Regions from separate parts of the Homo sapiens genome. Here region 1 is linked to region 2. Evidence: read pairs that join two places in POLR2A ChIA-PET (ENCODE). Cell type or tissue: OCI-LY7. All regions are shown on one strand. Each heading gives the region's core, and the rest is flanking DNA. Links, peaks and the distances in the headings are about the cores only. Region 1 holds the start of TMEM192 (transmembrane protein 192). Region 2 overlaps TLL1 (tolloid like 1).

The links. Peaks named below come from ENCODE experiments on the same cell type or tissue, not always from the same donor. Only the 100,000 strongest peaks of a DNase experiment are listed, where the experiment ranks them.
Region 1: POLR2A ChIA-PET joins it to region 2 with 11 read pairs; 2 of 35 experiments call an interaction of 5 or more read pairs at or near these places.

What each region holds. Positions count from the first base shown.
Region 1 is chr4:165,107,127-165,119,251 of GRCh38, reverse strand. TMEM192 (transmembrane protein 192) reads left to right here and starts at 6,392. Exons shown (of 6, transcript NM_001100389.2): 1 at 6,392-6,505. The coding sequence starts at 6,479. RefSeq lists enhancers at 6,037-6,096, 6,877-7,116 and silencers at 6,220-6,418, 6,587-6,846. In OCI-LY7, for the core only: CTCF peaks have their summits at 5,798, 6,003 and 6,755; DNase peaks (open chromatin) are centred at 6,291, 6,561 and 6,851; H3K4me3 peaks cover 2,275 bases; H3K27ac peaks cover 542 bases.
Region 2 is chr4:165,914,059-165,926,183 of GRCh38, reverse strand. The region is part of intron 1 of TLL1 (tolloid like 1); the gene reads right to left. Among named protein-coding and RNA genes, the nearest start is that of TLL1, 47 kb to the right of the region's middle. In OCI-LY7, for the core only: no CTCF peak of the experiment used is centred there; a DNase peak (open chromatin) is centred at 4,463; H3K4me3 peaks cover 2,847 bases; H3K27ac peaks cover 2,825 bases.

The DNA.
Region 1 (12,125 bases), core at 2,131-10,130, 810 kb after region 2:
AAGGAACTAGGCCCCTTTGATTCCTAGAACGGTTGTACAAAGACTGAGACTCAGCAGAGTGAGCTTCCTGAAAGAGGGTAAAGCCTCATATAGTTTGGAACTGAATCAGAGCCAGATTAGGGAGCTACTGCTCAGCTCAGTGTGGAGAATCAAAATAATTATTTTATAAGTTATTTGGGGATACCTTCAAATATTCTTTTAGACCTCAACACACAGCATTATGAATTGTATTGTAAAAGAAAAGTTTTACTTCTTAACTGTCTAGAACTTAATTAAAAGAGATATCACTACAAAGCACTTAAAGCCCCATCTTCTGATTATTTCTGAAATAAGGAGTTCCTCCCATGAGAATGCTGCCGACTGCTTGGGCTGGATGCCTGAGCCTGGTACTTGGCATTAAAGAAGAATCAGGAGTGAGTGGAGATTAGACAAGGTCAGCTCTATAATCACTAAGTAGTAGCCTTGAGTTTCATGAAGGTTACAAAATTCATTTTCACCCTGAGTTTCGGTATGTGTTTTCTAAAACCTTTCAGAGAAATTGTGGTTTTGGTCTGAAACTTCACATATTTGGTGTCTATCCAAACATGAATTACTTTTGGGATTTTTAGCAAACTTTTTTTTCTGCTCCTGAGTCAGTGAAACAAACAAACAAACAAAATTCTGCCTTCAAAAATAAGTGTGCTTTTAAATGCCAGGATTTGAGATCATAAGAACTTTAGGAGAAAACAAACAATAATGAGAGGGCAAGTACTGGATATCAAGCCTGAAACTTTACAAGCCCTGAGACCTCTAACAGAGTCCATTATCACTCAAATGTGGAATGTTTGGTTACAACGGGACTCTATTTGTGGTACAGGTGCTTTGAAAGATACAAACATTTACGAAACAAATAAGTGGAAACTGGAATGTTTCCAATTGCTTACAATATCCTTAAATTTCTTTCTAGAAAAAAAAATTTTTCCAGAAAAAAGTACATAAACTAAATATAATTTGATATGCTAAAATAACTATTGACCTCCTTTTTTTGTCTGTTCATTGAAAGGGAATTTTTCAATGGCATCTCTCTAAGTACCTAAGAGAGATTTAGCTACAAAACATTATCCAAAGACAGAATTTTGGATATCTTCATTTCTGACAATGGTATAGGGCAGCCTAAGAGAATTGTAGAAATATTTAGCTAGGATCAACTTGTTCTAAAATTTTATTTAAAAGGCAAGTTAAGAAAAAAAAAATAAGTATGGGAGGTGGTAAATACATTAATTAGCTTGATTCAATCATTCTGCAATGTATCCATATACCAAAACATCATGTTGAACATCATAAATATATATAACTTTTATTTATTGATTAAAAATAAATTTAGGCTGAGCACAGTGGCTTATGCCTATAATCCCAGCACTTTGGGAGACCGAGGTGGGAGGACTGCTTGAGCCCAGGAGATCAAGACCAGCCTTGGCAACATAGTGAGACCCCATCTTTATTCAATAAATAAATAAATAAATCCATTTCAAAGGCAGATTAAAGTCAATATCAGTAAAGAGATCCTGCTTTAAAATTAACAAAAATATCAATTAAGTACCTATTGTTTGTATGCATGTTACGTTATGCCAGGCTGAATAATAGAAATCATAGTGAATAAAGGACAGATTTTGATGTTGAAAAAAAATCAATGAGATATTATTAACATTTTAATATCTGTGATCAGGAATGAGCACGGTGCCTGGAACAATGCTGATGGTGACAACACAGGAAAGATGGGGCTTCAGTCCAGCATCTTCTAATGGTGAACTGTTTGGTAGCATAGAGGTGGAAAGGTCATGGCTGACACTCCTATAACAAAAGCCAGATTAACAAGAGAAAAGCATAACAGATTTATTTATTTATTTATTTAAGAGGGAGTCTCGCTCTGTCACCCAGGCTGGAGTGCAGTGGCGCGATCTCGGCTCACTGCAACCTCTGCCTCCCGGGTTCAAGCAATTCTCCTGCCTCAGCCTCCTGAGTAGCTGGGATTACAGGTGATCTAATGACAATAGACTGAGTAGGGATAAGAATTTACAAGCATCTACTTTAATGCTTAGTACCAGGGTCAGCAAGGCCTGTTTGTTCAAAAGTCATAGAGAAACTTGGCTTTTGAGGCCTGCCAATGTGTCCTTCACTTCAAGTACTCAGCATGCAAAAGCACTATACTTGTGATATTATCCTCTTCTTTTTTTTTGTTGTTGTTGTTGAGACAGGGTCTTGCTCTGTCACACAGGCTGGAGTGCACTGGCATGATCTCGGCTCACTGCAACCTCTGCCTCCCAGGTTCAAGAAATTCTTGTGCCTCAGCCTCCTGAGTGGCTGAAACTACAGGCACGCACCACCACACCTGGTTAATTTTTGTATTTTTGATAGAGACGGGGTTTCACCATTTTGGCCAGGCTAGTTGCATTTTTAAACTTTTAAATCTGAAAAGTGTCTTGCTCTGTTGCCCAGGCTGGAGTGCAGTGGTGCAATCTCCGCTTCTGGGTTCAAACCATTCTCCTGCCTCAGCCTCCTGAGTAGCTGGGATTACAGGCGCATGCCACCATGCCTGGCTAATTTTTGTATTTTTAGTAGAAATGGGGTTTCGTCTGTTGGCCAGGCTGGTCTTGAAGTCTTAATGTCAGGTGATTCGCCCGCCTTGGCCCCCCAAAGTGCTGGGATTACAGGTGTGAGCCACTGCGCCTAGCCGATATTATCTTCTGAGCCCCAACACTAGGAAAACAGCTTCTCTCCTCCTCTCCTTACTCCTCATAAGTAAATAAACGCAAGAATCTTCACCAAAAGATCTTTAGTCATACAAAAATGAAGTGTCAGATACTTTTTAAATATAACTTATTTACAGGGCTATGCTTATATAAATTGCTTTAACAGTCATTAGAGCATTATATGGGCTGAGAACATATTTTTAATATATTATTAAAACAATGGGTCTGGCATGGTGGCTCTTGCCTGTAATCCCAGCACTTTGGGAAGCCGAGGCAGAAGAATCACTTGAGACCAGGAGTTCAAGACCAGCCTATAGTGAGACTCTGTCTTTACAAACAAAAAACAAACAAAAATGATTATGTATGTTAATAATGCCTTAATAAATCTGATTTAGACAAAAAATGACTAACATTTGCTTAGTGCTTTGTAGAGACAACATTGTATAAAGAGCATTACATGCATTATTTTATTTAATAGAAAATCTCTGGCTGGGCACAGTGGCTCACGCCTGTAATCCCAGCACTTTGGGAGGCTGAGGTGGGCAGATCACTTGAGGTCAGGAGTTCAAGACCAGCCTGGCCAACATGGTGAAACGCTGTCTCTACTAAAAATGCAAAAATTAGCCAGGCATGGTGGCTGACGCCTGTAATCTCAGCTACTTGGGAGGCTGAGGCAGGAGAATGACTTGAATCTGGGAGGCAGAGGTTGCACTGAGCCAAGATCACGCCATTGCACACCAGCCTGAGCGACAAGAGTGAAACTCTATCTCAAAACAAAACAAAACAAAACAAAAGGAAAGAAAATTTCTGTAAAAGGGAAACTAAAACTTCCCCACCTCAGCCTCCAAAGTAGCTGCTACTACAGGTGCACGTCACCACACCTAGCTAATGTTCTAATCTTTTGTAGAGACAGAGACTCACCATGTTGCCCAGGCTAGTCCCGTACTCCAGGCACCAAACAATCCTCCTGCCTTGGTGTCTCAACATGCTAGGGGCCATAGGCATGAGCCACCTTGCCCAGTCAGCTCCTAAGAACTTAAGCTAAGTGCCCAATATCACATGCTTGGTAAGATGCAGAACTCAAACCTCCATGACTAATTCTGGAGCCCTGGTCTTAACCAGTGTGCTGTCCCTGTGAAAGTACATGTCTTGGCTAGGTGCAGTGGCTCACACCTGTAATCCCTGTACTTTGGGAGACTGAGGCGGGAGGGTGGCTTGAGACCAGGAGTTTTGAGACCAGCGTGGGCAACATAACAAAGTCCCATCTTCACAAAAAGAAAAATCTTAAAAATAAGCCTGGTATGGATGTGTGAACATATAGTCCCAGATGCTTGGGAGGCTGAAGAGGGAGGATTGTTTGAGCCCAGGAGGTTGAGGCTGCAGTGAGCTATGATAGCGCCCCTGTGCTCCAGCCTGGTTAACAGAGTGAGATCCTGTGTCGAAAACAACAACAGAAAAGCATGTCTTGACATAATAATGAAATGAAATGTGTGAACCTTGATTGGATTCTGGTTACTGAAAAAGAAAAAACAGCAGCTGGGCCAGGCACAGTGGTGTATGCCTGTTATCCAAGCTACTTGGGAGGCTGAGGTGGGAGGATTGCTTGAACTCAGGAGTGTGAATCCAGCCTGGGCAACATAGCAAGACTCCATCTCAAAAACAAAACAAAACAAAATAAAACAAAAAAAGCAGCTAAAAAAGACATTTTGGAAACAACTTAGAAAATTTTTGCCATAGATTGGTTATTAGTAAACATGGAATTACTATTAGTTGTGTGTAATATTGATATTGTGGTTATGAAAGAAAATATAAAATATCCTTATTTTAGGCAACAAAGTATCTAGGAATGAAGCTTCATATTGTCTTCAATTTACTTTCAAGTAGTTCAGTTAAAAAATGGCCAGGCACGGTGGCTCACACCTGTAATCCCAGCACTTTGGGAGGCCAAGGCAGGCGGATCACAAGGTCAGGAGATCGAGACCATCCTGGCTAACACAGTGAAACCCCGTCTCTACTAAAAATACAAAAATTAGCTGGGTGTGGTGGCGGGCGCCTGTAGTCCCAGACCCTGGGGAGCCTGAGGCAGGAGAATGGCGTGAACCCGGGACGCGGAGCTTGCAGTGAGCCGAGATCGCGCCACTGCACTCCATCCAGCCTGGCGACAGAGCGGGACTCCATCTCAAAAAAAAAAAAAAAAAAAAAAGTATGTGAACACACACACCCACACACAGAGCAACCAAGACAAAAAATGAACAACTAATGAATCAAGTGTGAGGGGTACATGGATGTTCATTGTATTAATCTTTCAACATTTCTGTAGGCTTGAAAATTTTCAAAATAAAATGCAGAGAAGAAAATTTGCACGTCTAGAAAAGGCTTGTGATAAATAATTCATAGAATCTCAGGATTATGAGACCAGCCTGGGCAACATAGTGAGACCTTGTCTCTACGAGAAAAAAAAGAAAAAGAAAAAAGAAGATCACGTGGAGTCTTACACCATCTCTTCCTTCACTAACATTTGCGTAGTTTTATCTCACACATCCTAAACTGGATCACACTATACTCAATGTACAAATAAGCATTAGAATGTATGAAAGTGGGCAAGACGCGGTGGCTAAACTTGTAATCCCAGCACTTTGGGAGGCCGAGGCGGGCGAGTCACCTGACCTCAGGAGTTCCAGACCAGCCTGACCAACATGGCTAAACCCTGTCTCTACTAAAATACAAAAATAGCCAGGCTTGGTGGCACGCGCCTGTAATCCTAGCTACTCAGGGGGCTGAGGCAGGAGAATGGCTTGAACCTGGGAGCCGAGATTGCACCACTGCATTCCAGCCTGGGCGACAGAGCGAGACTCCGTCTCCGCCGCCCCACCAAAAAAATGTATGAGTGTATATATTCTAACTGATATCAAAGTTCTCTCCGGGAGCTGGTAACAGAAAATTTCTTTCCTTGTTTGCTTACATTTTTACAATCATGAGCTTTTTAGAAAATGTCATTGAAGTTTTTTCTCTTTTTGAAATTCAATTTTAAAAGAAACAAGGGCCCAGTGGCTCACGCCTGTAATCTCAGTACTTTGAGAGGCTGAGGTGGGAGAACTGGCCAGGAGGCCAAGAATTCGAGGCTGCAGTGAGCCGAGGTCGTGCTAGGGCACTCCAGCGTGGGCGACAGAGCGAGACTCTGTCTTAATAAACGAACGCCGTAAGCATTCCGAACTGCTTTGTTTCCCATTGGAGAAATCTGTAAATATGTCATGGAAATTGGAATCTTTATTCTGCTCCTGTCCCTCTGCTGGCGGAGTAGGATTTTACCGCTGGTTCTACCTAGGCGTAGAGCTGTGTCTGCAAACAACCAGGCAAGACCGAAAAAAGTTAATGTTCTTAAAATATGCAAGTGGAGCCCGAAAATAGTTAAATTCTTGGACTAGGAAGGCATCCTTAAATGCTCAAGTCTCTGGGTAAGAGCGCACCGAGGGGCTGCGGCCAGAAGCCCCAGGAACCGAGGTGGTTCAGGCGGTAGCCACCGCCCACAGTCCAGGTCTTCTGGGCCGGCACACCCCTCCCACCATCTCAGCCAATCGGAGCTAAGGGGGCGGGGATCGGGCCAGCCGGAGGCGGGGCGGACGCAGGAGGGGGTGTGTCTGGGGAGGGGCCTGGCAGGTCCCAGAAGGTGGCGAGTTTCGCGGCCAGAGGCTTACAGGTCCAGGTGGAGAGGCCGGGCTGGCCAGGGCTTCGGCCTCCGGCGTCGGGAAATGGCGGCGGGGGGCAGGATGGAGGACGTGAGTGCACGGAGGCGGCGGGCGGTTGGCCCCGGAATCCGCTTTTTCTTGTGCCGGGGCGCACGGGGCGGAGACTCAGAGAGGGAAGCCACCCTTGGCGACTGCGGCCGCGGCCGAAGGGGGCGCCGCCTGTGCCCGGGGAGGCCTGGGCGCGGGGCTTTGGGAGGGCTCCAGGCGGCTGTGGGATCCGCGACACGTTGGCTCCGGGCTAATTTTCCCAGTGGAGGCTGGGGTGGGCTCCTGGGCGGTGGGCGCGCGGCCCCCGGGGGTCCCAGGCTGGCGCCCAGCCCACGTGCGGGGTACGTCTTTGATCCCGGAACTGGCAGCTTCACGTGATGCGCGCCTGGCCTGACAGCCCTTCCTCCCCGCGAGTCTCCGGGAGCCGGGCCGATGGGTTCCGCTCGGACGTCCCAGGGGCACAGGGGGCGAATCTCCCTTCCTGGTGAGGTCCCTTGCCTTGGCTCTAGAGGCTGTGGACTTGGAGTGACAACGACGCTCGGGCCGGGCGCCAGCGTCCCGCAGACCTGTCGCTATCATGGCCTGGAAACCCACACGAGAGAAAAAGTGTCATGTGTTGTTTTGAATCTAGCATGGTAGGAATACAAAGGTTTTTAAATCTTTGATAGATTCAAACCAGATTACCAAAACAAAAACAAAAACAAAAAAACAAAAAACCAGTGGCCTAGTTTACAGCGTGTATAGTACAGAATGGTAGCATAATTACAAAAATCTTATTTCTTTGCTTCAGTATCGTAAGGTGTTTTTAGGAGAAACATGTATGTATGCTGAGAGTTAACTGGATTTTCCACTGGCAAGTAATAAAATTTTTGCTCTTGAGAAATGCAAAGTTGACAGTTACTGTAAAGCACTAATTTGGGTTAATAAATTAGTAGGAATATTACTGTGATCCTATCACTGAATGAACTGCATCAGGAAAAGGAAGAGAAACATGAAACAGTTCCAGCATTACGGTAGCTTAGATTCTTGTGCAGTAACCAGTTAAATAATCTTGATGAAATAAAGACCAAACAATTTCTAATGAAACTAAAATTTTCTATTTTTTCCAGTTGAGAAAATGGAAAATTAACTGTAAGACCTGTAAGTAGATTTGAGACTCATATATATTTAAAGCAAAATTCATTGTTTCTGAGTTTTTAAGGCTGAGCTTCATGAGCTGACAATGTACAGAAAAAACCGAATATGTAAGAGGAAAATGAGAGTGTCTTAGAAAAACACATGCAGTAAGTGCTTCTTGGTTGATGCTAAGCTGCTCTGGCGTTCTTGGATCTGTAGCTTTTAGCTTTAGGATGCATATAGTACTAGAAATCTGCTTCCTCAAACACTGGAGCCTGGGGATGGTCTGGGAGGCTCATGCCTGTAATCCCAGCACTTTGGGAGGCCGAGGCAGGCAGATAACCTGAGGTCAGGAGTTTGAGACCAGCCTGGCCAACATGGCAAAACCCCGTCTCCACTAAAAATACAAAAATTAGCCAGGTGGGGTGGTGGGGGCCTGTAATCCCAGATACTGGGGAGGCAGGAGAATCGCTTGAACCCGGAAGGCAGAGGTTGCAGTGAGCCAAGATCGCATCACTGCACTCCAGCCGGGGCAACAGAGCGACAGAGCGAGACTCTGTCTCAAAAATAAAAATAAATAAAAATTAATTAGAGATTAATGTTTTGCTACCAACCACATATTGGAGTCACTTTAGATCTGAGTAAGTTGCCTGCTTTTGGTATTTTGTAAACATGATTCCTAGCCTTCAAGAAAAAGCTAAAAATTTTGGACCATGCCTTAGTTACAGACACTTAAATGAGTTGAGTCAAAGACTTTGTGTTAGTAGGGATTCATTGTTTGCAGGCAGTGAAACCAACTGTGGCTAATTTAAGAAAAGGATGTATTCGAAAGGCTATAGGGTGAGTATATGCCAAGGCCTCTGAAAGGACCCAAACAAGGGCATCTCAAGGCATTGAAGTGACAGGAGTCCTTTCAGGGTCTACCCTGGAATGAATCTGCCTAAATCATGATCTTTCTTCTTTTTTTGTGATGGAGTTTCACCCTTGTTGCCCAGGTTGGAGTGCAATGGTACGATCTCGGCTCACTGCAACCTCCGCCTCCCGGGTTCAAGTGATTCTTCTGCCTCAGCCTCCCAAATAGCTGGGATTACAGGCATGCACCACCACACCTGGCTAATTTTGTATTTTTAGTAGAGACGGGATTTCTCCATTTTGGTCAGGCTGGTCTCAGGTGATCCATCTGCCTTGGCCTCCCAAAGTGTTGGGATTACAGGCGTGAGCCACCGTGCCCGGCCTCATGATCTTTCTTTTACTGCTCATGGAAAGAGTTGGATTCACCCAACTGTTTTTTGTTCCATGACCACTCCTAGAGCAGAGGAGGAGGAAGGGTATTGAAGGATGGTTCCACTAAGACTTAATGCAGAAGTAGACAGTGGGTCCTCAAAGGAAATAGAGTTATTGTCACAGAAGAGAGAAGAGATACCATGTGGGCAAAAACAACAGACATCTTCTACAGGTGGTAATGTAGTTAATAATGGAAATGAAAAAATCATTTGGATTCAGGAGTCCTCTTCCCCTCACCCTTCACTTGCAGATGGTGAGTTAATAGAATGACTGGGTGCTGTTTGTATGGTTACACTGCATATTTCCTATAGGATTCAATGGAAAGTAAATACTCCTGAGTGACATAGAGAAGAACCATATTATAGTCCCCAACTCCTTCAGTGTAGTTAGGAAAAACAAAAGATACACCCATGAAAAGGAAAACAATACAAGGCAGCATAAGAAATATTCCAAATGAATATTATGGGCAATAAGTTTTATAGGATTTTAAAGCAGAAGGAAAACACTTAACAAGGCCAGTTTTATAGAGAACATAAACTTGGTTAGGACCTTGAAAGATGCATAGAATTCTGAAAAAGGTAAGGGAGGATATTTGTAGGGCTCTATAGAAAGCTCATTTAGGCGAGAGAAGAAGGTGCATGAAAGTGACATATTAGGAGATAAAGTAGATTATTGTCTTATAGTGAAGTTTTCAATGCTAGCTTTGTTTAAATGTCCCAGGTCTGGCCAGGTGCGGTGGCTCACGCCTGTAATCCCAGCACTTTGGGAGGCTGAGGCGGGTGGATCACCTGAGGTCAGAAGTTTGAGACCAGCCTGGCCAACATGGCGAAACCCGGTATCTACTAAAAATATAAAAATTACCTGGGCATGGTGGCACATGCCTGTAATCCCAGCCTGTGGTCAGGAGGCTGAGGCAGGAGAATTGCTTGAACCTGGGAGGCAGAGGTTGCAGTGAGCCAAGATCACACCATTGCACTCCAATCTGGGCAACAAGAGCGAAATTCTGTCTCAAAAGTAAATAAATAAATAAATAAATAAAAATTTCCCAGGTCTGAAGCATACAAGAAGTTGAGCAGTCTTTCTTTCTCTCAACACGCATATTGAACACCTTAGCATCTGCTGTGTATCAAGTGTTAAAAGCACAAAGGACATAATATAAAAGAGTCTCTGCCCTTGTAAAGCACATTTTATTCTGACAATTTCAATGCCATGTGCTTAGTATGGTAGGTTATGATACAGATACAGATGTAAGAGAGTTCAGTAGGGACTTCCATTCCCAGCCAACATGGAGTAACTGGGAATAGATATACCATTCTGCCTGAAACAACCAAAAAGCTAGATATAACGTATGATACAACACTTTGTGAGATACCGGACATCAGACAATGAAGGGTAGCAATCTCAGAGATGGGAAACAAATGCTGTGAACCCTATCACTGCTCCGGCTTACTGCCTTGAAAGAGTGTGCAGGCTGTGACAGGGAAGGGGGAAGCCAGGCAGAGCCCAGCAGACTTCTGAGTTGAGGAGATGGAGTTGAGGGTCTAGGAGATCGAGGTAACTGGAGTTCACAAGACAGAGCACCCAGAGAGGAGAGAGCTACAAAGAGGGAGAACTCTGAAGATATGCACGGGGAGCCCCCTGGCCCTGCGCCTACCAGGCATCCAGTAGAGTGCTAATCAGGGCATGAGGAAGCTCTTGGAGGCCTCATAAAGAACCACCTAAAAGGATTGGAAGGAACAGTTTCTCCATACAGGGCCAAGAATACTGCCTATTTCACCCACAAGCCAGACGGAACCCTCATAATTCACAGAGCATGTAGGTAGAGTACTCAGAAAGGTCTTGCCTCAGTAGTGGAGGCCTTAGATTAGCCTTAGATGAAGCCCACCTAATTTCTTAACAGCAAGACTGTTTCCAAGTAACTTGACTGCACTCCAGAACAAAGTTCACGAATATAGGATTACAGAAAATGGCCGGGTGCGGTGGCTCATGCCTGTAATCCCGGCACTTTGAGAGGCTGAGGCGAGCGGATCACGAGGTCAGGAGATCGAGACCATCCTGGTTAACATGGTGGAACCCTGTCTCTACTAAAAGTACAAAAAATTAGCCGGGCGTGGTGCTGGGTGCCTGTATCCCAGCTACTTGGGAGGCTGAGGCAGGAGAATGGTGTGAACGCAGGAGGCAGAGCTTGCAGTGAGCCGAGATCATGCCACTGCACTCCAACCTGGGTGACAGAGCAAGACTACATCTCCAAAAAAAAAAAAAAAAAAAAAAAAAAAGGGAATACAGAAAATACCCAGCACCCACAGAGGTAAAATTTGCAATATCTGGCATCCAATAAAAAATGACAAGGCATGCTAAGAGGCAGGAAAATGTGAGCTGTACTGAGTCCACTGAAACTGATTCAGACATGACATAGGCTAGAAATAGCATGTGAACATTAAACATTATTATAAATGTCTTCTATATATTTAGAAGTTACATAGAGACATGGAAGATACAAAGTAGACCCAGCTCAAACTTGTACAGATGAAAACTACAATGTCAGATTAAGAGTGCAGTAGGAATGATGCTGGGGCTGGGAATGCTAAAAAGGCACCGCAGAGAAGGCGGTTTTGCTGGGACAAGCATTTGACAGGTGGGGAAGAATAAGTAGAGCTGGTGTAGAGATGGAAAGTGTTTCATGAAAGACGGGTATCATAAGCAGACGGCACCAGGAGGGAGGGAAATGGTGAGAGGCAAATCCTTGGCCAGGCGTGGTGGCTTATGCCTGTAATCCCAGCACTTTGGGAGGCCAAGGTGGGTGGATTGCTTGAGTTTTGGAGTTCAAGACCAGCCTGGGCAACATGGTGAAATCTCACCTTTACTAAAAATACAAAAATTAGCCAAGCATAGTGGAGTGTGCCTCTGGTCCCAGCTACTCGTGAGACTGAGGTAGGAGGATTTCTTGAGCCTGGGGAGGGGGGCACGGAGGCTGCAGTGAGCCGAGATCGTGCCACTGTTCTCCAGCCTGGGTGACAGAGTGAGACCCTGTTTTTTTTTTTGTTTTTGTTTTTGTTTTAAAAAAAAAGGTTGGGTACAGTGGTTCACACCTGTAATCCCAGCACTTTGGGAGGCTGAGGGTGGACCACTTGAGGTCAGGAGTTTGAGACCAGCATGGCCAACATGGTGAAACCCCGTCTCTATTAAAAATACAAAAACTAGCTGGACAAGGTGTCGGGCACTTGTAATTCCAGCTACTTGGGAGGCTGAGGCAGGAGAATTG
Region 2 (12,125 bases), core at 1,421-9,420:
TTAAATCAAATTGCTTTCCTAGCCCCAAATCTCATTAAATACCATAGAAACAATTCTTATACAGGCATACCTTGGAGATATTGCAGGTTTGATTCCAGACTACCACAATAAAGTGAATGTCACAATAAAGTGAGTCACACAAACCTTTTTGTTTCCCAGTGCATACAAAAGTTATATTTATACTACGCTGTAGTCTATTAAGTGTGCAATAGAATTATCTCTAAAAAAAAGTATATGCCTTAACCTAAAATTACTTTATTGCTAAAAATGGCTAACAGTCATTTGAGCCTTCAGTAAATAGTAATCTTTTTGCTGATGGAGGGTCCTGCATCAGTGTTCATAGCTGCTGACTAATCAAGGTGGTGGTTGCTGAAGGTTGGGGTAGTTGTGACAATTTCCTAAAATAAGACATGGAATTTGTCACATCAATTGACTCTTTCACAAGGAATTTCTCTGTATCATGCTATTCTGTTTGGTAGCATTTTACCTACAATAGAACTTCTTTGAAACTTGAAGTCAGTCTTCTCAAACTCTGCCACTGCTTTACCAAGTAAGTTTATGTAATATTCTAAATTTTTTGTTGTCATGTCAACAATGCTCAAAGCATCTTCACCTGGGGTATATTCTATCTCAAGAAACCCCTTTCTTTGCTCATCCATAAGAAACAATTCTTTATCCACTCAAGTTTTATCATGGGATTGCAGCAAATCAGTCACATCTTCAGGTTTTACTTCTAATTCTAGTTCTCTAACTATTTCCATCACATCTGCAATTACTTCCTCCACTAAAAATCCTGAACCCCTCACAGTAATTCATATGAGTTGGAATCAACTTCTTCCAAATCCTGTTAATGTTGATATTTTGATCTCATCCCATGAATCTCATTGTTCATAATGGCATCTGGAATGGTGAATTCTTTTCAGAAGGTTTACGATTTACTTTGCTCAGACCCAAATCCATCAGAGGAATCACTATTTATGGCAACCATAGCCATACAAAATGTATTTCTTAACCAATAACACTTGAAAGCCAAAATTGCTCCTCTGTGAGATATAGAATGGATGTTGTGTTAGCAGTGTGAAAACAACATTAATCTCCATGGACATTTCTTTTGGAACTCTTGAGTGACAAGCTACATTGCCAATGAGCAGTCATATTTTGAAAAGAATCTTTTTTTTGGAGCAGTAAGTCTCCACAGTGGACTTAAATATTCAATAAACCATGCTGTAAACAGGTGTTCTGTATTACAGGGTTTGTTGTTCCATATACAGAACACAGGCAGAGTAGATTTAGTATAATTCCTAAGGGCCTTAGAATTTTCAGAATGGTAAATAAGCGTTGGCTTTAACTTAAAGTCATTAGCTGCCTTAGTTCCTAACAAAAGAGTCAGCCTGTCCTTTGAAGCTTCGAAGTCATGCATTGACTTCTCCTCTCTAACTATGAAAGTCCTAGATGGCATCTTCTTCCAATAGAAGGGTGCTCCATCTACATTGAAAATATGTTGCTTAGTGTGGCCACCTCCATCAATGATCTTAGCTAGATTTTCTGAATAACTTGCTGCAGCGTCTACAAAAGCACTTTCTGCTTCACCTTGCACTTTTAGGTTATGGAGAAGGCTTCTTTCCTTAATCCTTCTGAGCTAACCTCTGCTAGCCTCCAACATTTCCTCTGCAGCTTCCTCACCTCACTCAGCCTTCATAGCCTTGAATAGAGTTAGAGCCTTGTTCTGGATTAGGCTTTGGCTTAAGCGAATGTTGTGGTTGACTGATCTATCCAGACCACTTAAATTTTCTCCATATCAGAAATAAGCTGTTTTGCTTTCTTATCATTCATGTGTTCACCAGAGTAGCACTTTTAATGTCCTTCAAGCACTTTTCCTTTGCATTCAAAACTTGGGTAACTCTGTGGCCCAAGAAGCCTCGCTCTTGGCCTATCTCGGCTTTGGACATACTATCCTCAGTCAGCTTTATCATTTCTAGCTTTTGATTTAAAGTGAGAGATGTGAGACTCTTGTTTTCACTTGAAAATATAGAGGCCACTGTAGGGTTATTAACTGGCCTAATTTCAATACTGTTGTGTCTCATGGAATAGAAAGAACCAAGGAAATGGAGAGATACTGGAAAATGGTTGGTAAGTGGAACAGTCAGAAGACACACACAACATTGATAAAGTTCTCTGTCTTATATGGGCATGGTTCATGGTGCTCCAAAACAATTCCAAGAATAGCATCAAAGATCATCAATCCCAGATCACCATAACAGATATAATAATGATGAAAAAGTCTGAAATATTGTGAGAATTACCAAAATGTGACACAGAGACATGAAGCGAGCTCATATTGTTAGAAAAATGGCATTGGCACAGGGTTGCCACAAACATTAAATTGTGTTAAAAAAATGCAGTATCTGTGAAGCATCATAAAGCAAAGTGCAATAAAACCAGGTATACCAGCCAGGTGCAGTGGCTCACGCCTGTAATCCTAGCACTTTGGGAAGCCAAGGCTGGCGGATCACAAGGTCAGGAAATCGAGACCATCCTCACTAATACGGTGAAACCCCGTCTCTACTAAAAATACAAAAAAAATTAGTGGAGCGTGGTGGTGGGTGCCTGTAGTCCCAGCTACTCAGGACAGGAGGCTGAGGCAGGAGAATGGCGTGAACCCGGGAGGCGGAGCTTGCAGTGAGCCGAGATCGTACCACTGCACTTCAGCCTGGGCGACAGAGCAAGACTCTGTCTCAAAAAAAAAAAAAAAAAAAAAAAAAGGTATACCTATATTTCCGATGCACTTTCCTATTTATATCATATTACTACAATATTACTTTATTTAAAGCTTTGAATATTTGATTTGTCAAATATTTAAATATTTGACAGATAAAATGTTGATAATCTCTTACTTACAAAAGTCAGCAATGTCTGATTATTGACTAAGACTGAAAAAAATTTTGCTGTGGTTTGAAGACTTGATGATTTATAAAGCACCATCATTTTTAGAGAAAAAAAATCACATTTTCCCTAGGGATTACTGCATATGATTGTACTGTTTATTTATGTGCAGAAGTTCCTGGGTGGCATGAGGGGCCTAAACTCAGCCCAATTTCAATGCCAAGCCAAACTGAAAAGTGGTTTATAATTCTTTGGCTCAGAAGGGGCACTTTTTTTGTAATGTTTCCAAGACAAGTACAAGCCAGCTAATGATATCCCTACTTGAGAGACAGAAGTACACTACAGCAGCTCAATAACCACTCAAATGCAGAAACCAGGTAAACAAAGAAATCTCAAGGAATCAGAGACTGATTTTCACAAATCCTGTGCTGGCTACCAGATAGTAACCCTCAGTAAGATTAGGCTCTATCTAAATATCATAGTCCAAAATTTCCAGTGTTTACATACATATAAATTCTGAGAAGCATAAGCTAATGCTCAAAAATAGCCCAAATTTCTGAATATTCTGGTTTTAACTTGTATGTTTTTCTCAAATACTAGTCTCTTTTCACAGTAGAGAAAATTTGAGAATTCAAAGTGGCACATTAATCTTCTTTGAGTTGATATTACTTATTATTGATATGCCTGAAGAAAAATATTTCTGAGATTTTACAGTGTCATGTAATGACTTGTAAGTCTGAATAAATCATTCTAAAATTTTGGAGTAGGGGAACAGAAAACAAGTAAGCAAAGGAAGAACAAAGAGACATGGGAAGAAAGGCAGGGAAGAAAAGGGATGATTATATTAAAGAAACGAAGGAAGAAGAATAATAGAGAAGAAGCAACCCCAATTTTCTGCCTTAGGGTAATAACAGGATGGCAAACCATAGCTACGGAAATATTGAGCTTTCTAAACCACTCTTTCAACCAGAGGTTTCAAAAACAACCAACCAATAACAAAGAATCATAGCAAGTATTTGATGCTAATAAGTTTCAATAGTTTCAAAACAAATACTCCTCTTAAGTTTATGTTGTTTAAACTATGAAGGCCAGAATAAATGAGTCCTTACCTTCTGTTACCCATTCACTTCTGGCTTTTTCTCCCTTCCCAGTGTTCTTGGCATAGGTCAACTGGGGAGCACTGATTCCCTGGGTTCCAGAGCCCTAGTCAGCTTTTCTGAAATAAGCCCTGAAAAGCTAGAGCAATCCTGGTAAAATCAGTTTTCTTTTCTTTCTCTCTCATCCAAGTCTTCTCCTCATCTCCCAACCTAAAATTTATCTTTGCCATTTTCATTATATAATTCAGGTTTCTCTGTATTTCTTCTCATGCTCTGTTTACTTTCCTTTGTATGCATTACTTTTCTACGTTTCTGCTCTGAGTTACTTTATTCTAAACATGCAGTGATGCAATGTTTAAACTTTTTTTTAAAAAAAACTGTAAGTGGTATGACAGATACAGCTAAAGAGTTTCAAACCACAGAACAGTCTCAGCTGAAGTGTGACTATACACACCTGCCAACACTACCTGTAGTTTTATCACTCCTTGGGGACCAAACACTGCTTTTCCTGTTTCTGGTCCAGTGGCTTAGAACGTCACCTTGTCTAACTATAAGACATCAAGGGAAGGGTGTCAAAAATGCCTTATACAAAATCTGCCAGAATAACTAAGTGATATAACACTTTGAAAGAAGGGTCCCCGGGGTATAAAGCTTATGGTCAGGAGATAAACAGAAAAGACGTTTCAATTTGGAAGAAACAGTGTTAAGAAAGAAAGAGAAGGAAGGAGGAGAAGTTAAAGAAAGGGAGACGGGGAACTAATAAAAACAGTTTGATTCCAGAATATGCCATGGTAACTGAAGCTATTTTGCATTTTGATGTTGTTATGCCATGCATTTTAGCCTACTCTATATTAATTACTTTGTTTCTTGCTTTAACCAAAATACACGTATAAAAAAGACAACCATCTCTAAGGTTGTTGGATAAAATATCCTGATTTTTATAAAAGTTTTGTTCTAAATGCTGCATCCAAAAGAATAACAAATTTTATTTAGCTTGTTATACTTAGCAAGGCACTTTCGCATATGCCATATGTCATCTCATTTGGGCCCCATAACAACCCAGGAGGGTAGGCAGGACAGGTTATCAGGTCTGATGCTGAGAGAACATAAATGACACTGTAGTAAAAAGGGGTGTCTGAACTTAGAGTATACCTGAAGCTTTTGAACTGCATGTTCCACGCTCTTCCCAATGCATGTGATTTTAATGTGTTACAGGATAGACTCAATTAAGGAAAGTACTATTTGTAAAACATTTGTTTGTATAATATTCATTGCTCAAATTTATCTAAGTTGGATCTAAGCCATGACAAAGGAAAAAAATAAGCTAATTTGAACCTTTACTTATTGTAGACCTTTGCTTTCCCTCCTATTCAAATTATTATAATTTTATGCAAAATGTTCTAAAGTTGAACTGTACTAGATAAATGATCCTCACATGATCTCCAAACACCATTACCATATAACTTATAAACAAAAAGAATATTTGAAAAGATATTTAGATCCTCAGGATTTGATAAGAATGAAAATGGGATTGTAATATTTTCTATTCTTTCATCACTTTCTCACCTATCTCGGTTTTTAATGAAAATTCCATCTTAATACAAGCATCAAATTAGGTTGCCTTATAGGAGAAACCTAATTCTATTCCCCTACAATTTCTCACAAATAAACATTATTTCTACCATTTCTATTGTCCATTTGTGTACATGGCAAGTATTTTCTGATACAATTTACTGAACTGTTACTTTTGAGAATTATTACATGATTGGGAGTTCCTGAAGCAACATCATTGAAATGATATAAAGCTGTATTAACCAACAATGCTCAACAACAATTCTCTAACTCTAGCAAAATTAAAACTATTCTCAAAGTTATAAATGTTTCACCTTTGCCCACATATGCATTTCTGCCTGACAAATAAAGCTCTCTACTTAGCTATAAAGTCCAAGTAATTTTTAAATTAGACTTTCTAAGTTTTCTCTTAATTGATGCCAACGTGCAAAGCAACTCCAATGTCCTCAAAGTAGTATTTTCATGGAATTGAAAATATCAATGGATAACTCAGGGAAATGATGATTTTCACAGGAGACGCATGGCATTTATTACTTGAGAAACACTTCTAAAGTTTTATTTTAGGTCAATGGCAGTATTTTGGGGTATGATGCTGACATAAAACACATTGGAAATAGCTATTTATATGGCTGACTTCATACAGACCTCAATCACTGAAGGGATTTAGCCCCCCAAATTAGGAAGTCACTTACATTGACTCTGACCTCCCCTCATGAGAAGTCCAGGTGCTTCTTCTTGAACTTCAAGGGCTCGGGCAGCCCAGGCATTGCCCCAACACTGCTTAGAGCAGTGGTCAGTCTGGAAGTAAAGAAGCACAGTAGTATCCCAGAGTGAGTGTTTTAAACAAGGCCTGCAAGAGGCACTAATACTGCATCCACGTCTGGCCACATGCCATTTCAGACTACAACATTATCCCGCCACAGCAAGAAATGGGGATGAAAGCCTAGAATAAGCTGTATTTATCCAAAGAATGTATCATAAGTGAGTTACAAACACATTTCTCCATATTGCCATTCATTTGGAGGTTAGCCTTGATGGCGTGATAATATTACAACTCCATATTCCAAATAATTATGGAATACACAGAAAGTCAGTTAATTATATATATACTATATGAATTATATTGTCTATAAATAACAACAAAATTGTAATAATATCATAAAATAGGTAAAATTATTTTAATTAAGTTATTAAGTTCCAATGACAAAGTAATATTGATTTTTGTTTATTCTTTTTTTTTTTTTTTTTTGAAGCAGGGTCTCATTCTGTCACCCAGGCTGGAGTGCAGTGGTGTGATCACCACTTACTGCAGCTTTGACCTCCCAGGCTGAAGTGATCCTCCTGCTTCAGCCTCCCAAGTAGTTGGGACTACAGGTGCACACCAACACAGCTGGCTAATTTTTTATTATTTTTGTAGAGGTGGGGTCTCCCTATGTTGCCCAGGCTAGCCTCAAACTCCTGGGCTCCAGTGATCCTCCTCCCTTGGTCTTCCAAACTGCTGGGACTACAGGTGTGAGCCACTGTGCCTGGCCTATTCTTCCATCTTTTCAAAAAACCTAATATATGCCTGAAACTAAAACTATTCTATTACACATATATTCCATTATTACTGAATAAAGTACAATATAATTAATACATAGTCCATAAGATTTAGAGTAACCAACTAGAAATGCCACAGGGTTTTCTCCTGACCACAGAAGAACTCTATTTACAGAGCAGTTTGACTAGTCCAGTTGAGGTACACTGGAGCTACGCCAGGGTCTTCATTTACTCTCCAGTGTTTCAGGAAATCCAAATGGGTGATTCATCTGGGGTCATCCACCAAAACCAGGCCTAGCTACAGGTGTAGCTCCTACCCCAGTGGTTTTGGGGACCCTCACAAACTCAAAATAAAAAACACAAACTAGAGGAAATGAAAATGATAGCATCGTGGGAGAGGGGAGAAACCACCGTGTAAGAGGAGACCAAGATGCTATTTCAATTCTAAAGATAAATAGCTCTATGACTTTACCAAGATTTACAGCAGTGATCTGTTTCCTCTTGAAACAGTGGAAAAGAAAAAAAAAACCCAGAAAATGTTTTTTATAATTGATATCATTGTAGGATCACCAGGTGAGCTTTTAAAAACTAGGAATATTCAGGACCCCTCACAGAGATTCTAATTTCATGCATCTGGGATACAACCTAAATATTAGTATTTTTAAGACTCCCCCAAATAATTTTAACGTGCAGCAAGTGTTAAAAACCACAAATCTGAAATTCCAAATGAGCTCAAAGCATCTTCCTTGACTCCAGAGATTCTTAGCCTGTAAGTGTTCTATGACTGTGTGCCTCCAAATTCTATGATGCTGTACCTTAAGCTCATTCTGTCACCCTTAAATCTAAGAAGTATCACATTATTTTAAAAAAAGGATTTCAAATGATGGACCAAAAAAAATTACACAACGATTGAACTGTAATAAATATAACCTTGACAATTTTTCCTTCAAATGGTATACTATTATCTTACATGTACATTACTTACTATACTATCTTCTTATGCATGTGTATATGTATGCTGTGGGGGGTAAGATACGTATCTAATAATCTTCCAACTAAAATTTCCATTTGTCTAAAATTACATCTTCAAATAACACCAATATTTTTTATCAACTTAATAAGAAATAGTAGCATCTTTGCACTGCAATTTTTTAAAGTTACGCTAATGATAAAAAATTTAATTAGTTACTAATTCGGCCTTATACATTTCTCACATTTTGAGTTATGCAAGGCTACAATTCTATAATTCTTACATTTTGGATTCTAGGGAGGAAACTGAAAAGCAGTAATCAATGCCAAAATTTAAGAAGGCCAAAAGAGTCATTTAAAGGAAAACAGAATTGAGAAATAAATATGCCCAATCTTAACTAAAATGTGCTTTGTAGATGACTCATGCTTTGGGGTAAACAACTGTAAGAGCAAACACTGCACAGGCAAGATGTAAATCCTGTAAATATGCAGAAGCACAATCCCATGTAGAGATGAATATCAACAATAAATAAAAATAAGATAATATATAAATAGATGTTATAAGTACAAATATAATACAACAAAGATATATCATTCACTAGCAAAGTCTAAGTTTACTACTAATAAAAGTTACACCTGATACCTATTAAATACTAAGAGCCATAGGATACTAGTATTATTCCCATTTTATACCCAAGGAAAAAAAGGCTCAAAGAAGTTTAGTAACTTCCCCATGTTCTCACATCTGGAAATACCATAACCAGAATTCAAACCTAAGGCAGACTTGACTCCAGAGATTCTTACCCTGTAAGTGTTCTAGAACAGTACAAGAGTAATGGAGAAATCACTTTTAGGTTGTCCTTTACCATGACATGCTAGTCAAACACTAGAAGCAAGGCGATTTTTTTTTCAATTTCAGAAAAGACATCAAAATAATCTATAGAACGTTCACGGACCTTTTCTAAGATGTTACCTTCATTTCTGAACTTTCAAAGGAAGATATTCATCATAAAATATCATGCATTTAGGTACTTGTGAATTGAAAACAAGGAAAATTTAAGCCGTAAATACTACATAATATAGAAATTCACAATAAACTCTAATGTATTAAACTACAAGCAGCACAAAAATTGCCTCAATGTTACCAGAATAAAAATTAACAAATGGGCATGAGAAGATAGCATCATGAAAGTAAGAGTTCCAATAATCCTGCAAAATGCCTTTTTTCATCATTAATAATACTATTATTTCATCAAAAATACATGATTTTTCTGGCATTCATGCAAAAATTCTTGGGCAAATGCTAAAATCGGAATGTATAGACAGGCAGCAGAACCAGTTCTCTGAAGATTTTTTGGTACTAGATCTTATTCTGCCAATGATTTGATCATATTCTCCCTGAGCATCACTTTCCTTATTTACAAAAATGAGAGGGCTAAACTATATTGGTGAGTTTTTTCCCATATAATATTTTAAGAAAGTTTTCAATCATGCAGCAAAGTTGAAAGAATCATACAATAAGCACCCCTACATATATCCTTTATCTACCTTCTACCATTACTATGTTACTATACTTGCTTTATTGGGTATCCACCTTATATCCACCCATCAATGCACCTTACTTCTGGTTCACTTCAAAGTAATTCACAGACGCTGATGTACACCTCCCCCTAAATATTTCAGCATGCCATAATTGAGTTCAGTAACTTTTTCGTCTTTTTACATAAAATTTACAAATCTTAAGTGTGCACTCAATTAGTTTTAATAAATGCATGCACCCAACGCCTGTCAAAATATAAAATACTGTATTAGTGTGTTTTAAAATATGTTTTCTAAGTAACAGAGATCAAGATACAAAACAGGTATAAGCAAAATGGCTTTATAAGAAATAAGTAAGAGTGAAGATCTTCACCCTCAGTGGGTCCCTCTACCCTATCTCTGGGGTTCCAAGAGCTCGCAGTTCTTCAAACGGGTGAAAATCATCTGATCATTTGCTCTCAAAGATCCCTTCCAGCTCTCTATGGAAATGCCTCTGTCCACAGACGAAAGTAATTAAACCACTCTGCCTTTCACCAAACATGAAACAAGGCCAACTTCTCAAAGCTTGCAAGTTTCACTGGTAAGTTATAATTGGTTTAATTATTTGTTTATTATGCCTAAGGCAACCCCGGGTTTGCATTTTGGATAGTCATCTTTTTTTAAGTGATTTTGAATGGTAATTAATATTTTTCTATACTAGGGCCAAGCTCTAGTCACAAACTGGAATGAGCTTTCATACATTATGGCCAGTTACCAAATACAATACTACTATGGGTTGGTATTTACAGTGAAGAGTGGAGTTTTCTATACATAGAGGAATTACAATTCCTGCTGAGATCAATCAGTCTTGGGAGCATGCACGCTCCCTCTGTCTCTCTGACCTTAACATAAGCTGTACCCTTTGAATAAACAAAGCCCCTCCAGGGAAATGTGAGAGGCTAGCCCTGCTCCTCCCTCACATGTAACTTTAGGCAACTCTCCCAGCCGACTTGGGCCTCAGTTTTCTGGTTGGTAACACTGAGGGAGGGGTGACTAAATAATCCTTGGCATTAATAACTTCAATCATATGAACAGTGAACACAAAATTCACTTCAAAAAAGCCAGCTTCCTGCAGACAATTAAGTACCTAGAAAAGAAAGCTATAAACCTGTAATTCATCAGATCACTCAATCGTCATAAACATTCAGCCCTAACCACAGATTTGACTCAGACTGCAGGAAGACTTAATCCTGTTCTCAGTATTTATATAGATCTTTTTAAATAGCCGATTCTTGTTTCTCCAACACAAAACTTTCTTTTTTTTCCCAGACTATCTTCCTTAAAAAGAATTCCAGTTTGAGCTATTAGTATTTAATGAATTTTCTAGAACTTCAAAAAGGTCAATATTACTTATAGTACATATGTATGAAATGGGGCCAAATCAATGATGAGCTCTCCTCTGTACTTCTTGTTATTTATGTCTTAGCCAGTCTATTGATCATCAATAATGCCTATGATAAAGGTAATATAAAAAGACCCACTCCACGGGTAACTCAAATAAATTAGAATTAGTAGAGTGGGGAGACAATTCTGGTGGGAAGAGTTTGAACCATGAGCATATTCATTGCTCAGGACTGTTGGCAGACAATTCTCCATGGATCTCTTGGGTTTCTGCACATCTTGTCAGTAGAAGTACCGATCTGATGTCCTTTGTTCTAGATTATATTTTTAAACATTTTCGTATAAAGACAAACTAGCCAGATACAGCAGAGGGCAGATTTGTTTGCTGATCAGTATAACATCTCTCTCTGGGGAAAATCTTGGACAGGTTTGCTTCCAGCCTATTATAAAAGAGTTCCCTAAGTTCAGGGTCCTCAGTTGTGACAAGGGTCCTCTGCATTCACAGTATCCACCTTCGCACTCCATGTCACCCCCAAGGGACTTAGGGTGCAAGAGGAACTCATCACAGAAATGAATTCCATACCGTTTGCTATGCTAGACATAATAAAAGTCTTTATCTGTGAAGAAAGAGCTACTGTGAGCATCTATGAAATTGTGGCAGCCTAACAAGTTAAATGTCACAGTTCTTCACAAGGACATTGTCAATATCCATGCTTGCTGTCTGGGTGCAATCTCTGTCCATCTGAAGAATCATTCAGTCTTTCAGGTAACACTGAACTAGCTTAAACATCATGCCTCTACATAACTTTCCTGACAGACAAATTGCAGTTCATAGAATCAAGAAGTTATTAATGTTTATTTAGAAAACAAATTCTGGGGAAAAAAATAGCATGAGTAAGTTCAAGACTTCTTTATATCTATATAAATATAACATTTTTAGTAGGGACTATTGTTTTCTGGGGTAGCGATGGATAAATAAACCATAAGAATATTTTTCACACGCTAATAGAGAAAAAGCCAAACAGGAAATGCTATCTAATGAAGGTAATGATTGTGAAAAATAGGTAAGCGTTCCTGAAAAGAGTTTAAACATCATTTCTTGATGGTGCTAGAAGCAACCAAAGAAGGCAAAGAATGAGAGGATTC